Linked DNA regions of Homo sapiens: region 2 is linked to region 1. Evidence: chromatin loops called from intact Hi-C (ENCODE). Cell type or tissue: heart left ventricle. All regions are shown on one strand.

Evidence for each region. Hi-C counts contacts between places; a loop is a spot of excess contacts. Peaks named below come from ENCODE experiments on the same cell type or tissue, not always from the same donor. Only the 100,000 strongest peaks of a DNase experiment are listed, where the experiment ranks them.
Region 2: it touches region 1 in a loop (2.8-fold over the local background); 4 of 110 quality-filtered maps call a loop at or near these places.

What each region holds. Positions count from the first base shown.
Region 1 is chr1:170,878,656-170,886,655 of GRCh38, reverse strand. It overlaps LOC124904455 (a long non-coding RNA gene), which reads right to left and starts at 3,728. Exons shown (of 2, transcript XR_007066730.1): 1 at 3,452-3,728. In heart left ventricle, a CTCF peak has its summit at 4,545 (motif pointing right); no DNase peak of the experiment used is centred here; H3K4me3 peaks cover 331 bases.
Region 2 is chr1:169,990,567-169,998,566 of GRCh38, reverse strand. KIFAP3 (kinesin associated protein 3) reads left to right here. Exons shown (of 20, transcript NM_014970.4): 11 at 6,312-6,412. Among named protein-coding and RNA genes, the nearest start is that of KIFAP3, 80 kb to the left of the region's middle. In heart left ventricle, no CTCF peak of the experiment used is centred here; no DNase peak of the experiment used is centred here.

The sequences.
Region 1 (8,000 bases):
GGGAGTGGAATGGGGAAAGCATGATGGAGACTCAGTCACTATGTCCCCAGCTAAGATTATTATGTTCATGGAAAGATGTAGACTTTAGACTGGATGATATAGTTGGGTTGATTATTAACTGATTAAATTGCTGCACGACTAACAAACTAGAAAGTGAGGTGACATGTCATATACTCCAGGAATCTTCCCTTCCTTTACCTTACCAGCCTAAATTGGGGGAATATGTCCCTCCACTCTGCTTTTATACAGAACTATGCACAGTGTATGAATTATATATTTATATGACAATTCTCCAACCCAACTATAAGGCTGTTGAAAGCAGGAGCTGTGCCTTATCCATCTTCCTGGCCTCAACACATAGCACAGAACCTGAAGTGTGATAAGGAGCTCAGTGTTCAAATATTAGTTCATAAACAATCAATAAGTAGAAGTTTCAGCAAGGAAGATTTCAAGTCCTCATATGTGTGAAAAGAAAACTTTCTAACAATAAATGTGTTATGTAAATTACCAGCAGTCTTCAATCACTTAACTATAAAGAGGATGGATGTTGGATTAAGATACCATTAAAGCCTCTTTTAATCCTGGAATTCAGTGATTTTCTGAGCTTACTAGTGGTGATCACAATATATACTTGATGATGGAGTATTACATTAATGGCCCAGATACCTCCCAGATAGAAGTCAGGACATCTGAGGGGTGGGAAGGTACTATAGCCAACTGTTTGGCTCCTGAGAATTTGAATCTTCTTTCTGAGCCATGATCTTTACAAAGGGAGCATATTCCATTCTCCTTGCCAGCGGTGATAAGCATTTTTTTGCAGATTGTGATCTGGCATGAACTTGGCATTCTTTGTCTACTTAAAAGTCAGATGCCAAGACAATGAGAAAGATAACTGAAAAAAGCTCATGAGCCAATACAGTACCATGGATGGGGGTGGCATTTCTCAATAGCTTGAGAATTTTTAGCTCTAGTGACCTTTCAGAAAGAGAATAAATAAAAGCAGAAGTCAACGTGGCAGACACTCAATGTTCTCCTAGTGCCGAGTACTGGGCAGGCCCTCTGGTTAGGTGGATAGTAAATATAAGGAGACAAAATTCTGGCCTACAATAAAGTTCAGAGTTAAGGTGGGTATTTGCAAAACACGCACACACACACACACACACACACACACACACAATGTGAAAAATGTACAAAATGACATCCAAGACAGCAAAGGAAGTGACAGGGCAATATTATATTCAGGAATATATTACCCCTACACTCACCTCTTAAACTATCCTAACGTGTTTTCAGAGGGAAATTCATTCCTCTCTAATTGCTTCCAACACGGGCACTTCACTCCACCCTATTAGAACTTACCTTTGTGTAAGGTGTAAACCCTTTGACTACCCTAAAAATGAGAAAGAAGAGGCTTGATTTTCTTGTAGAGCCCTGAAATGCTTCATGGCCAAAAAAGCAAATCTATGGGGATAAAGCACACTCCACGTCAGGGAGGGAATTATTCTCAAAGGGCTTTTCAGAGGCAGGAATTTTGGGTAGAGAGAGAACTTGCTGGAAATGAGGAGGTATGAATTTTAGTTCTTCTTCTGCTATAATCTAGATAGACGAATATGTAGAAGTCATGGCATCTCTCTTGACTTCAGTTTCCTGCCTTATGGAGATAGCTAATTCTAGAATATTTAAAAATTGGGTATTATTGAGGATGTTCAACTTTTCACTTTGCCAAGTATGGGCCATTAAAAGGAAAAAGCTAACAAATAAGCAGCAAAATAGAAACTGTCATCAAACTCTATCATTATTTAACAAATGAAAGGACACTTTAGCACCAAAAAAAGTAAGGAAATTATCCCACATTTTAAAAAATAAAATTTAAAACTTAGCTTTATGTCAATGCCTTCAAATTTGCCTTTGTCTATCTTTTTTCTTCATGGGAAAGTGAAAATTTTGCCATAGCTTTCATATGGGAACCTCAGAAGTAAGCCTGCTTATATTTCTGTCCTGTGCTATCATGCTGGCATGCTGTGACCCTGGACAGCATACTGGACATTGAGTAGTAAGTCCAGGGATACAGAAGGGGAATTCAAAGCCATATTGCACAGCAATGAGGTTCAGCACTGAGAGAATAATCCAAATTCATTATTGAACTATTACTGTGTGCTAGGTCCTCTTCTGGGTGATGGAATTCCACAGAGAACAAAACAGACACAGACCTGCCTTCACGGAGCTTATGTCCTAGTTAAAGGAAAAAGGTTATTTACAGATACACAAGCAAATTGTAGTATATCACATCATCTTAAATACTCTAGAGAAAAATACAGCAGAGTGAGTATGACAAATCCACTCAAGTGTGAAAAGTGTTCAGGGAAGGTCTCTGAGCAGAGCCCAGAAGGAAAGGAAGGGAATGAGCCACATAAATGTTCTAAGGGAAGAACCTTATTGGCACAGAGAATAATAACTATAAATGTCCTTAAGCAAGTGTGCTTGATATATAGTTGAGGAACAGCTAAGCATGGAAGTTAAGGCACAAAGAAAATGAGGTCAGAGGTGATTGAGGGCCAGATCACATAGGACCTTATAAGCTCCAGCAAGGACGGACTTTTCTCTGAGTGAATGGTGAACCATTGGAGGTCATGGAGCAGAGGAGTGACTTAGTCTGACTTGTGTTTTAATAAAATTGCTCTGTTTACTATATACAAAGCCTCTATGTGGACAAAGGTAGAAAAAGAAAACTGAGTCAATGCTTTAATTTCCAGTCTTGGAAATGATAAAGAATATTAATAACAGAGAGATAAAGGAGACATCTGAAAAGTACCATTGTATTGTTGTTGCTGCTGCTTTCAGAGTTGAGAAAACAGGGGAAAATATGTTATTAAATAGGGAAATGGCTAACATTTGGAAATACATTTCTAAACCGTATATATTATAGACACACACATATATATTGACTTCATATACAACACATAACTAAAAAACCCTTGTCCTCTAGCTTTTCCAAAGCTAATGTTTTCTAATTTTAGGTTTTTTAAGGCTTTCCTTCTTATTTTTACTTTTATTAGCTCATTATTTTATATATTTTATGGGAACCCTGTATATTAGTCAGGATGTGCTAGGTTATGCTGCAGCAACAAACAAACCTCACAATCTTGATGGCATACCACAATAAAGGTGTATATCCAATGTGAATCAGTAAACAGACTCTGATCATCTTGGTTACCTAGAGACCAGATTAAGAGACACTCCATTTCAACATTTGGATTCACAATTGCTGAGGTAGGGAAAAGATACATAACAAATTCTATACTGGCTTTTAGATCTTCTGCTCAGAAGTAATGCACACTGTTTTCCTTCACATGTCATTGGTATAAGTCATACAATCATGTCTAACTTCAAATGAGGCAGGAAAATGCAATTGTGTCATGTACCTAGAAGAATAAGAGGTGGAAAAACAAACCTGAATAGTCCTACTGACTCCCACAGTCTGGCTTTTTGTTTCTGATTGGATCTCAGCTATTTCTTGCCCTCATCTTTCCAGTTTGAGTGTCCTCCTGCCAGTCTTCCCTGTTTATCTCAGTTGGAATTTTTATGACCTATAAATTCCCAAATCACTCATGCCACTCATATGACATTGGACATTTCCTTATATTGTAGTTTTTGTACATACACTTAACTGGCATCTGATATTCTGAATGCCCAGCTATCTTTTTCTTTACTCTAGTAGGGTGATCCTTATTGTCAGGAAATTGATCCAAAGAAGTCCTAGAGAAAATATCTCTGCCAAGCAAGATATTTGACCAGCAAGCAATTCCAGATATTCTCTGCTGTCTGAAGCCCAGCAAATTTAACGTCATCATTTGCTTGCTAGCAATGGAAAAGCAATACCATTGAGTGTTTCATCTTTAGACTGAGGCATTGGTAAGTCTCAGGGTACCACCTTGAGCAATACTGATAGACTTCCAACTCTGAGGACACTCTGTCTTAAACAAAAATTGTTTATGTTTTCCGGGTCAGGGACTAATATCCATATGTCATCTCACTATCAGAATATCATCTTTGATTTTTCTTTCTTTATTACATTTCAGAGATTTATGACTATGTAGTACTGACAAGAAGAAGTACAAAACTGCTGCAGCCCCCACAAACAGGGCCCCATCTTTGCTAAGTTGTTAAAACAATTATCTGCTTTATTAAAAGTAATGTCTCATTTTAGTTAAGTGACAGGTGTTACAGATTGCTATTTTTGCTTTCAGCAGCCCCATAAAAGGAGTGTGAAAGAACAATAGAGCAAATGCCAGGATAGATCATGTAATCCTTGGAAGGATTTGGGAGGAAAAAAGTTAGGTTTTAAAATAGAGACTTGTCCATATGCTATGACTAGAAATATGTCTTTTCATTTGCTTTACTACTTAGGAAACTTTTTGCAAGTGATTTTTTCATTTTTCTCTCCTTCTCATACTGCAACCCAATACTTTGCCTCCTAGAGGAGGCATAAACAAATATTTTTCCAATACACAAAAATCATAACAGACTTGCATATTCTACCCAACAGGTGGCATTGCTGTTTTACAAATGGCTCTAGAACGAACACTGCAGCTAAGCCGTCAACGTTGGGTTTGGTTTTTGTTGTCTTTGTTTTCTTTTTAATCCCATCTATTTTTCGTAGAAGAGGGCAGATAGGAGAAGTACAAATATTCTTTTGAGAAGCCCTTTGGCTTTAAGAAGACATATATGGCTAATGAGTCATTTGGGAACATTAGTTCTGTAAGAAACATCTAACTTTTCCTTTTTGATCTCTCTGGATGAGTTGAGAAAGAATGGTTTGTTTTCTCTATTTCTGTCAGTGACCAATTCATACCAGTTGAATTTACAAATTAATTCACTAAATCATTTATGCATTTAGACAGTGGCAGTTGCAGAGTCTGGCTTTCATACTTACTGTACAAGGCTAGAAACATCAGGAGCTACAGAAGAAAAATAAGACCCTATCTTCTCCAAAATTTTTACCCTAATTGAGATAAAACATATATCTACTCCACTACCAATAATCCAGGCAACATGCTCTCATTTGGGGGCACTCATGGTTAAAAATGAAAGCTAATAGTCAGTGAGAAGGTACTGTATGCTAGACACTCTTCCAAGGCTTTATTTGATTCTCACTGCAATCCTATGGAGTAGGTACTATAATTATCCTCATTTTATCATTGAGAAATTTAAGACCTGAGGCCGAGTCATGGCAGAACTGAGATTTAAATCCAGACAGTGTGACTCCAGGTATAATAACAGCTGATACTTACTAAGTATTCATCATAAGCCAAGCAAGTGTTTATGTCCTTTGTACACATTAGGTTAATTAATTTTCATGCTAACATTTTAAACTAGGTATTAACCATTATCATTACATTATTTTCTTATAAGGGTTTAATTGCCTTTCCTAAAAAATATAAATGCATTTATCTCTCAATTCCTTAAAAATAAACTGAGATTTGTGTAAACATATATTGATTAACATCAGACAATGAAATTCCAGAACTCTAGTAATTTACTAAGTGTCATAAAAGTGTGCATTTTTTCCATAAGATACATCAGTTACATTTCAACAAGCATTTTAGTAGAAGTTTAAAAATATTTACTTATAATACTTTATTGCTTCCTCTTTGGAAAAAAAACTATATTTTCGGCTGTGAGAAGAGTTGCCAAATGACTAATTAGCGTCTCTGAAAGTTTGTCCATTTTGTTTCATCAATGTACCACAAAGCCTTTAAAATAGGAAAACATTTATTTAAAGTAAGAAATTACAGGTGCATGCACACACACACACACACACACACACACACAGCCCCCACTCAACTGATTAAAAAATAACAAATATTTTTCTATTCATAAAAAGACAAACAAAAAACATATAAACTTCAATAATTTATACCATTTCTTTGGTTGAAAGCAACCACAGAACGTTTTAGTTAAAAAAAAAATTCCTGAGGAAGGTGGGGTTGAGGAAGAACAGCAAAAAAAGTAAGAGAGAAATTTCGGCATGCTTTGATTTCTAACCATGATATAGATTAGCAAGAACATGAAAATATAATAATCTTATTTAGAATTTTACCGAACCACTTTGACAGCTTATTTCATGAACTTTCAAGTATTTTTCGTCATTGTTGAGGAATGGGATATTCTGGTTAATACTTGCCATGGGTTCTTATTAACTCAATAGAGCCGAGTTTCAGGATTCCTAATTAGACATCTGGCTGCTTTACATGGAAGCTGAAAAGATTTTATTTTTTAAGGGAAGTGACTAAGTGTTGTAAATACACATTTTTAATTTCTGCTAAAATACTAGAAGAAATACTACTGTTTCTCCCTTATTGCAAATTAGAGCTATAATAAATTGCTAGGATTCTGTAGTTTGTCTGAAATTAAATTAGTATCTAAATATTTGCCCAAACCTTAAGTCAGAGTTCAAATGCAAAACTTTTTCTTATAATTCCCATGCCTATTTTCAACGGTTGAGAGGCAATGCCTTCATATTTATTCTTAAAAAAAAAAACACCCAACATAAAGGAGAAAAAACTTTGACATAATTTTAGATTCATACAGGGGAAATCTGTGGCTCCCTACACAGCTGAAGATCTGTTTTTTAGGAGCTTGTGAAGCATCTCCATAAGTTTGATTCCTTCATTTTCTAATCAGAGGGAACACAGCATAGAGTCATCAGTGGGTAACACATATAGAACCCTGCCCTGATGTTTTTCAGCTTTCTTTGTTCTCTGGTAAAACCTTAAAACCAAGTCTAATTTTACTTCAACCACTTATATCTTCCAGAATTTTTTAGATGCTTCCTAGGGAAAATTATCTATTCAAGAGGCAATGTGGGATGAGAAAGGGGATGTTTTGAGGTTTTTCAGACAATGGCTCTCTGAAAAATTAGAAAGGCTGATAGCCCAAATCAACAAGCTGTGGGGATGCAAACCTTCCCCCACTGTGTCAATGGGAGGAGAAAACGTTTACACATTTTCTGGAAGGCACTTGAGTAATTTCTGTCCAAAGAACTTATATACATATACATATATATATATATATGTATATGTATATATATATGTATATATATATCCATGTAATTCTGCAGAATTTATCTTAAGGAAACAAATGAACATGTATAGATATGCATGTGTAAGGATATTCATCACAATGCTCTTATAGTATCTAAGAATTCAAAATAAGCCAGTGTCCATCAATAGGGGATTAATTAAATAAATTATATCTGTCCAAGCAACAGAAAACTACACAACTATTCAAGAGAAGATATTTAGTAGCGTAGAGAATAATCATATTGTTGTTGAGTAACAAAAAGCTGATTACAAATGTCGATGCCTTTTTAGAAGGAAATATGAAGTTAGGTATGTGTGCATAATGAACAGAAATAGCCAAGAAGGCTATATGATAAAATTCTAACCAGAGTTTTGTTTAGATAGGATTACAGATTATTTTATTTTTTCTTATTTAATATACTTTCTGAATACATAAGCATATTTATTTATATATGCATACTTAGAAAAATAAAATAAGGCTATTTTTATGTTATACACACACTCACACACACACGGCAAAACAAAACAAAGCAAAGCAAAATGAGTTCCTTGAGATAATAACCATGACATGATTGCCTAACTTTATAATAAATTGCTTTAACTTCAAATTTATTATTTTTTATTATACTTTAACTTTTAGGGTACATGTGCACAAGGTGCAGGTTTGTTACATATGTATACATGTGCCATGTTGGTGTGCTGCACCCATTAACTTGTCATTTGCATTAGATATATCTCCTAATGCTATCCCTCCCCTGTTCCCCCACCCCACAACAGGCCCCAGTGTGTGATGTTCCCCTTCCTGTGTCCATGTGTTCTCATTGTTCAATTCCCACCTATGAGTGAGAACATGCAGTGTTTGGTTTTTTGTCCTTGCGATAGTTTGCTGAGAATGATGGTTTCCAGCTTCATCCATGT
Region 2 (8,000 bases), 890 kb after region 1:
TAGGGGAAACTTTACTCACATAAAATCCAGAAGACACATTAGCAACTTGGGTTAGAATATTATAGTCCCTTAGCTCTGTCATCACCTCCTTTCACACTGTTTCCTCAAGAAAAAAAAAAAGTGTGTGTGGTGTGTGTGTGTGTGTGTGTGTGTGTGTGTGTGTGTGTATATATATATATATATATCTGGTGAAGCACTAGTTGTAGTCCGATTTCTTTTGTTCAGTTGTGTTCAGCTAAAACATGGGGAAAACACCTCTGTCATATAGGTTTTATTTGCCTGGGACATGCTGTTTAAAGGTAAATGAAACAGGGTAGCTAATTGTGAGGTTTCTCTTCAGTGTCCTCAGACTTCTGTCTGTTCTTTCGTCTGCTTGATAGCCCATCATCTCCATGACTGTTCCCCACTTTAAGAGTGAAAGTAAGTTCTGTTAAAAGAAGGAAACCTGAAAGGATAAGAGATTTCTGAATGTGTGTGGAGGGGGGTATTGAGAGGGGATCATTTTCTTTACTAAAGTTTTTTTTTTTTTCCATTAAGGGATTTATAACTCTATGAGAGTGAGAGAATGATGATGGGTTCTTATTACATATGGGTCACTGAGTAGAGCCTCAGGTATAAGATGATTCTCCTAAGCCTAAATTTTATGAACAGCAGAGTTTTTTTTTTTTTATCCTTTTTTTTTTCTTTTTTTTTTTTTTTTGAGACGTCTCACTCAGCTGCCCAGGCTGGAGTGGAGTGGTACGATCTCGGCTCACTGCAACCACCATCTCCCAGATTCAAGTGATTCTCACATCTCAGCTTCCTGAGTAGCTGGGATTATAGGCACCTGCCATCATGCCTGGCAAATTTTTATGTTTTAGTAGAGACAGGGTTTCATCATGGTGGCCAGGCTGGTCTTGAACTCCTGACCTCAGGTAATCCACATGCCTCAGCCTCCCAAAGTGCTAAGATTACAGGCATGAACCTCTGTGTCCGGCCAAACAGCAGAGCTTTATAGGAAAATGACTAGGTAGAAAGGTAAGTGGCTCGGCCATAGGCTCAGAGTATACCTCTGAACTGTGTCTAGCTTATCTCAGAAATCTCGGCTGCCTCTCCAACTTACTTTACTTCTAACTACAGTTCAAGTCTTGAGGATAAAAAACACAAAGCATCATATATATTAGGAACACATGATAGTACTGTTGTATTAGTAAAACAGAAAAAATGTTATTGTCAACATAATAATAAGAAATGATATTTATTGAATTGATTTATTGTATGTCAAACTTAGTGCTAATTGCTTTACCAGGATTCTCTCATCTCATCCTCACACAACAACCTTTTCAGGTAGGTACAGTTATTATCCCATTTTTACAGATGATGAAACTGAAACACAGAATTTAAATAACATTCACAAGACTGTATAGCTAATGAGTGGAAGAGCCACAGATTGAACCCGAGCATTCTGCCTCCAGAGCCTGAGCTGTCAGCCAATGTTAGAGTATTGCTTTTATCAGTCTACCTATGTTTTAAGCTTCTAGCACCTTGTTTTTCTCATAAAATCACAGATCGATGCAGTTATTGTCCAATTTAGTGAGAATGAGTTTCAGAACTTAGGCTGCTGTAGGTCTAGTCCTCAAAACTGCTTGGGGGATAATGCAGTTTGCCCCATCAGGAAATTCTTTCATCCATTGGAACCTGCTATATCTGGGCACAGGTCCTCTGAGAAATATCTGATTGCATTTCTCCATTTCATGTCTTCTCTTCACCACTGCCAATCTTCTCACCCTTTTCCCCATGAGTCCCAGGTCCAGCAGATCGTACAGAGTCCCTCTAGATGCATCTCCTTCCTGTACTTCGCCCTAAGGAATGATGATGATAACTTACATTTATTTGGCATTATTGATTTCACTCCCTCTGCTGCCTCCTGGAAGGCTTGGTTAAAAGTACATGCATGAGCTTTATAGTCAGACCTAGGTTTGAATCCCAGATTCACATCTGTGTTTCCTTTTGAAAGGGTCATAGCCTTAGTGAATGTCATTGCCTCATCTCTGAATCAAAGATAATACCTACCCCTTTAATTACTGTAAGGTCTAAATGAGAAAAACTATGTTGAACATGCAATAGGAACAATACCATTGTTTGTTTAACCCATTCTCTTTAACCTTCTCTCAGAGAATTGTGGTATAAGAAAGATTAGTTGTCCATAGCCTTGTGTCCCTAGAGCTTCTCTTAACTTCAGTCCTTTAGTTTTTAGCAAACTTTTGGATATGATGATCATTTTAGATGAATATTATAGGAAATTGGAAACGTATTCAGAGTTTTTTTAATAGAGGATCACAGATCCTCTGTTAAAGCAGGAAGGTGTGGGAGAACTGCAAGGAACTTTCACCTTTGACCATAAGTGTGAAGAGAAAAGGAAAATGAGAAAGTACATAAGAGCAGAATTAGGACTGGCTGCAAAATGAATCATCCTACTTTTGGAAATTAGACGTTTAGTTTCACTATATAAAATTAATATAAATTGTTATATCTGAGAACTGCTTCTTATCTATATTATTCATCTGCCAGTAGAAATTATTATAATTTTTGGACTCTTCTCTGTACTTTCTGTTCTAACAGATACCCTTTATCCTGAGTTTGCCTTTGGAAGCTACACACACACACACAAGCTATATGTATACATACATGTATATAAAATTAATTAGAGAATTTCCCTTGTTATTCTTTTATTTATTTTAATTTTTTTAGCTTCTCCCAATGTTCAGGAATTTCTTGTTCTTTTAATGTAGTACCTATGTTTTAAAGGTGAGTCTTTCCTTCCTCTCACCTTACCTGAATGATGTGCCACCTCAGGACATTGCTTTTTAGAATTTTTTCATTGACATGAGCAGCAGACAGATTCTCCTAGAGTATAGAATAGCTTCCTGTTTCATTCCTAGCCTCACATTGAATTTTAATGTTTGATTATTTACTTTGTTGTTGAAGAATCTTTTATATTGGTTATTGATTTCTCTTTGTTTCTTTTACCATTTAATAAGTTGTATTACTTGGAATCCTACTTTTCAGTGAATCCATTACTAGAGAAAATATCTTCAAATATTTTTTAAAAATTAAGTAAGACTAGGACTTATCCACAGCTGAATGACAGATAGAAAATAACTAGAATCACAGGGAAAGAGAAACTTTCCTTCAGAATATGAGTTTGCTTTAAAACTCTGTTTGAAAAGATTTTCAAATATCTCAATTTCCGGGGGAAAAAAAATAATGTAAAATACAGTCAGACCAAGACTAAGGGATTCCTACCTTCTTGGGGAATAAAGTTGGAATTTTTCATGTTTAACCTACGTATCACGAGAACCTGTTCAAACGTTAAGTTTTGCTATGGCAAATGTGCTTTATACTAGAATAAGTATAAATTGGTGCCTTCAACAGTATAAAAATGTGGTCTGTTAAAATCTAACATTAAAATTGATAAATCTTACATATTTAGATTGCTCCAAACTCAAGGACAAAATTGTTGGGGTTAAGAACATTTATTTGTCTGCACTTTTCTCTTACTTGGAGCGATTTCACAATTTTTACCTACTGCCCGCCAAATAAAATTCTTACCCCTAAACAAAAACTTTAAATATTATTTTCTCCCACATTACTTTATCTTAGCTTTATTTTAACCTTAGTCAATAATCATTATCCTTAGAGCCTATCTCTGACTCTAATTCAGCTTCTCTCTTCTTTATAAATTTTGTAGTAAAGCTCTTCAAACAATAGAAGAAATGTGAAATTTACCTTAAATGATTTGACTCTCTATTCTGTAAATTTTCTATAAATTTAATTTTTCTATAAATAATACCATAGGGAAAAATTAAAAATAGATGAAATAAATAAATATTATTTCATATAAATAAAATGTATTTCCTGTATATGTTGTATTCCAAATAGTTGAATTAGTGAATTTATAGATTTTATTTAAGGTGAAAATGCTTACTAGTGTCCATTCATCTGAAAAACATATATTGTTTTTATCTTATCCCAAGGAGTTGTTCTTACTGCTATTGTAAGCAGTAGGAAATAGAATTAGCCAAACAGTTTTGCAAGATGCAAAATCTAAAACCTGGATTTAAAAAGCAGTATATTTTTAAAACATGTTTAATTCCCTCATATATCAGTGTTTATCAGTCTTTTATACCTGATAATGTCTTACTTAGAAAACAGTTTTACCTTGTGATATAAAAATGTTGAATACCAAAGGCATCAAATGAGGAAGAAAAATGTTTGAGAGTAGTATTGTAACATAACCTGGTAAAGATTTGGGAATCAGAGAGACCTGTGGTTAAATCCCCACTCAACCACTGACAAGGCTGTGTGGCAAGTATTTATTTTTCTCTAAACTGTAGATTTCTCATCTGAAACATAGGGATGATAAGACCTATTTGACAGATTGTTTTGAGATTCAATGCCATACAGTCTGTTTAGCATGGCTCTTGATATATAGTAAATGTTTAATAAATTATTATTAACCAATCAACAATTATTAAATACCTACTCTGTGCTAGGTACTATTCTTGCATCTGGGGATAATGCAGTGAATAAAGTCCTTGCTTTCATGGAGGTTATATGTTAGATAAATATATCAAATGGTAAGGAAGTTCAAAGTAAATTTGAGAGATAGAAGATCACTGTATTTTTTGCTTACTTTTTTTTTGAGACAGTCTTGCTCTGTTGCCCAGGCTGGCGTGCAGTGGCATGATCTGGGCTCACTGCAACCTCCACCTCCTGGGTACAAGCAATTCTCCTGCCTCAACCTTCCTAGTACCTGGGATTACAGGTGCACACCACCACATCCAGCTAATTTTTATATTTTTAGTAGAGACAGGGTTTCCATGTTGGCCAGGCTGGCGTTCAGTGGCACAATCTGGGCTCACTGCAAGCCTCACCTTCTGGGTACAAGCAAATCACCTGCCTGAAGCTTGCTAGACCCTGGGAAACTGAATACTTCTGTCTCAAATCTTTGTCTCTAATTCTGAACCCCTTTTAGAACTAGTAATTTCTATCTTTGATTAAATGAGTTTATTTCTTCAGCTTTTATATTTAAATATTAAAAACAGAATCAATCAGCAGATACTTACTGAACAACTTCCATGTTCTACACTAGGCCTTGTGAAAATACCAGTTTAGGGCCAGGCGCGGTGGCTCACGCCTGTAATCCCAGCACTTAGGGAGGCCAAGGTGGGCAGATCATGAGGTCAAGAGTTCGAGACCAGCCTGGCCAATATGGTGAAACCCTGTCTCTACTAAAAATAAAAATAAAAAATTAGCCAGGTGTGGTAGTGGGCGCCTGAATCCCAGCTACTCAGGAGGTTGAGGCAGGAGAATCCCTTGAACCTGGGAGGTGGAGGTTGCAGTGAGCCAAGATTGTGCCACTGCACTCTGGCCTGGGCGACAGAGTGAGACTCTGTCTCTGAAAAAAAAAAAAAAAAAGGACAGAAAAGAAAATACCAGTTTATTTCCTCTAAAGAATTTCTAACTACCTTGGGAATATCTTCAGAATTTCTCATGGCCTAGAATTTTCAAAAAGGATATTGTTTTTTGGATAAAATTTTTAGTTAGGCAACTTTTCTGGCTCTAGTTTTATCACTGACTTTGAGATTGTAAGTAGGTCCTTAAAATATGTTCTGTCTGAAAGCAGGTAGGATTAAATAATATATTAAAGTCCCATTTTGTTTTTCAAATCTTGATATGTATTCACTTTTTTTCAGTTTCAAAGCATATAAAACCAGAATAATCTTACCTTAGAAGTTCTGAGACATTCTTCATACTATATTTCGGCTGTGTTATAGCCTATAGCATTTTATAGTCATATATTTTATTTTTTTGTTATAACTACTACTTTACTTCTTTCATCATTTGGATGATATTTTCAGTTTCTGATTTGTAGAAAGATGCTTTTTTATTTACTATATCTAAACATCACCACTGTCAATGAATGTATTAATCACATATTTTGATAAAACAGTAAAGATGGGGAGGCTAATGACCCAATTGTTTTTATATTGGACTCATGAAAATAATTAATTCCTATGGTTAATTTTCTTTTTCAAAACTATACCTTGGGAAATAGACATTCTTTCTTGGAAATTAGTGATGTTTCACATATAACATGAATATGCTTGCTCTAAATTTTGGATTTGAAATAGATAGCTCAAAATATTTTTCAGATTAAGTTTATATAAAGATTTTATTCAGTAGTTTAAGTTGTAGTACATTAACATGAGTGTGCTATATAAAAAATATATATTTATAGCATCATCACCATGATGTTTTATTCCTAGGCAATGACAACTACAAACAAATAGCAATGTGTGTTCTTTACCACATAAGCATGGATGACCGCTTTAAATCAATGTTTGCATACACTGACTGTATACCACAGGTAAGTGGTTTAAGTGTTTTATGAAAAACATTTAACAAATATATATATTTTTTACTCTTTTCTCTTGATTTGTCAAGATTTTCTCTCTAAAAAAGTTCTCTTCTTAATAATACTACAAATTTATTATAGAAAATTGAGGAAGTACAGAACTGTATAAAAATGAAAATAACTTTCCATTATCCCAAACTTAGAGATAACTATTTAACACTTTGGTACACTTCTCTCTACATACTTAAAAAATAATATATTGAGATTACATGGTATATGTAATATTTACATATTGCTTTATTAATATATCATAATTATACTCTCATGTCACTGAACATTCTTCAAAAATTATTTTTAATTGTATAATATTCTATTACATGGATGTAACATAATTTAAATATTGTTAAATTGTATGTTTAGATTTTTTCCCATTTATCACATAAAAATGAATGTAAGCAAATGAAAATAATGTGAGATATCATATTTGTAAATGCTTCCCCACGTCTCTGAATTTTTCTTTAGTTTAAATTCTTAAAAGTAGGATAGCTAAGTCAAAAGATAATAAACACTTGTGTCTTTGTTTTGGCCAAAATATCTTCTAAGAAAACATAAGTTTTTATTTCCAGCTAGCATTTAATTTTTAGCAACACTGGATATTATTGTTCTTCTAAATATGCAGTGGTTCGTTATTTCTTTTTATTTGCATTTCCATGAATATTGGTGAGGTTGAACATTTTTTCCTGTGTTTATTATCCATATTCTGTTACAGATCATTCATATCTCTTGCCAGTCTTTCCTTCCTTCCTTCCTTTTTTTTTTTTGAGACAGGATCTTGCTCTGTTGCCCAGGCTAAAGTTCAGTGGTACAGTCATAGCTCACTGGAGCCTTCATACCTAGGCTCAAGCAATCCTCCTGCCTCAGCCTCCTGGGTAGCTAGGACTACAGGTGTGCACCACCATGACTGGTTAATTTTTTTATTTTTTATTTTTTATACAGACAGGGTCTGGCTTTCTTGCCCAGGATAGTCTCAAACTCCTGGCTTCAAGTAATCTTCCCCCGCTTGTCCTCCCAAAGTGCTGGGATTGCAAGTATGAGCCACCAAAATGGGCCTTCCCAATTTTTTAACTGATTTGTTAATATTTTTATTATTAACAAATAAGATCAATGTATATAATAACTATTTTAATTTTATGTTACAAATATTGCTTAAGTTTGTCACATGTCTTTTAATTTTGTTTATGGTTAATATTAATAGTTTTAATTGCTTTGCATTCTCTGATGGGAAAATGTTTCATCAAAATTCTTTCATTTTTATACAACTGCTCTCAAGAAAGATTTTTGCTATGATTCAGTGGCTAGATATGTATTATATGTTAGGTCTAAATAGACCTAAATAAATATCTGTCCTAAATGTCTTGAAGGAGTTTATTGATTTTTTTTGTAACATGGACTGTATGTTATAAGGGTAGAGATTCTGTACATCATAACAATTTTACTCTTAGGGAATTAACATTCATAGGATCACTATTATGTCATTACTCTTTATTAAACTACCTTCCACTAATTTGAATTATGATTATTGTAACACTATTTGGGCTGA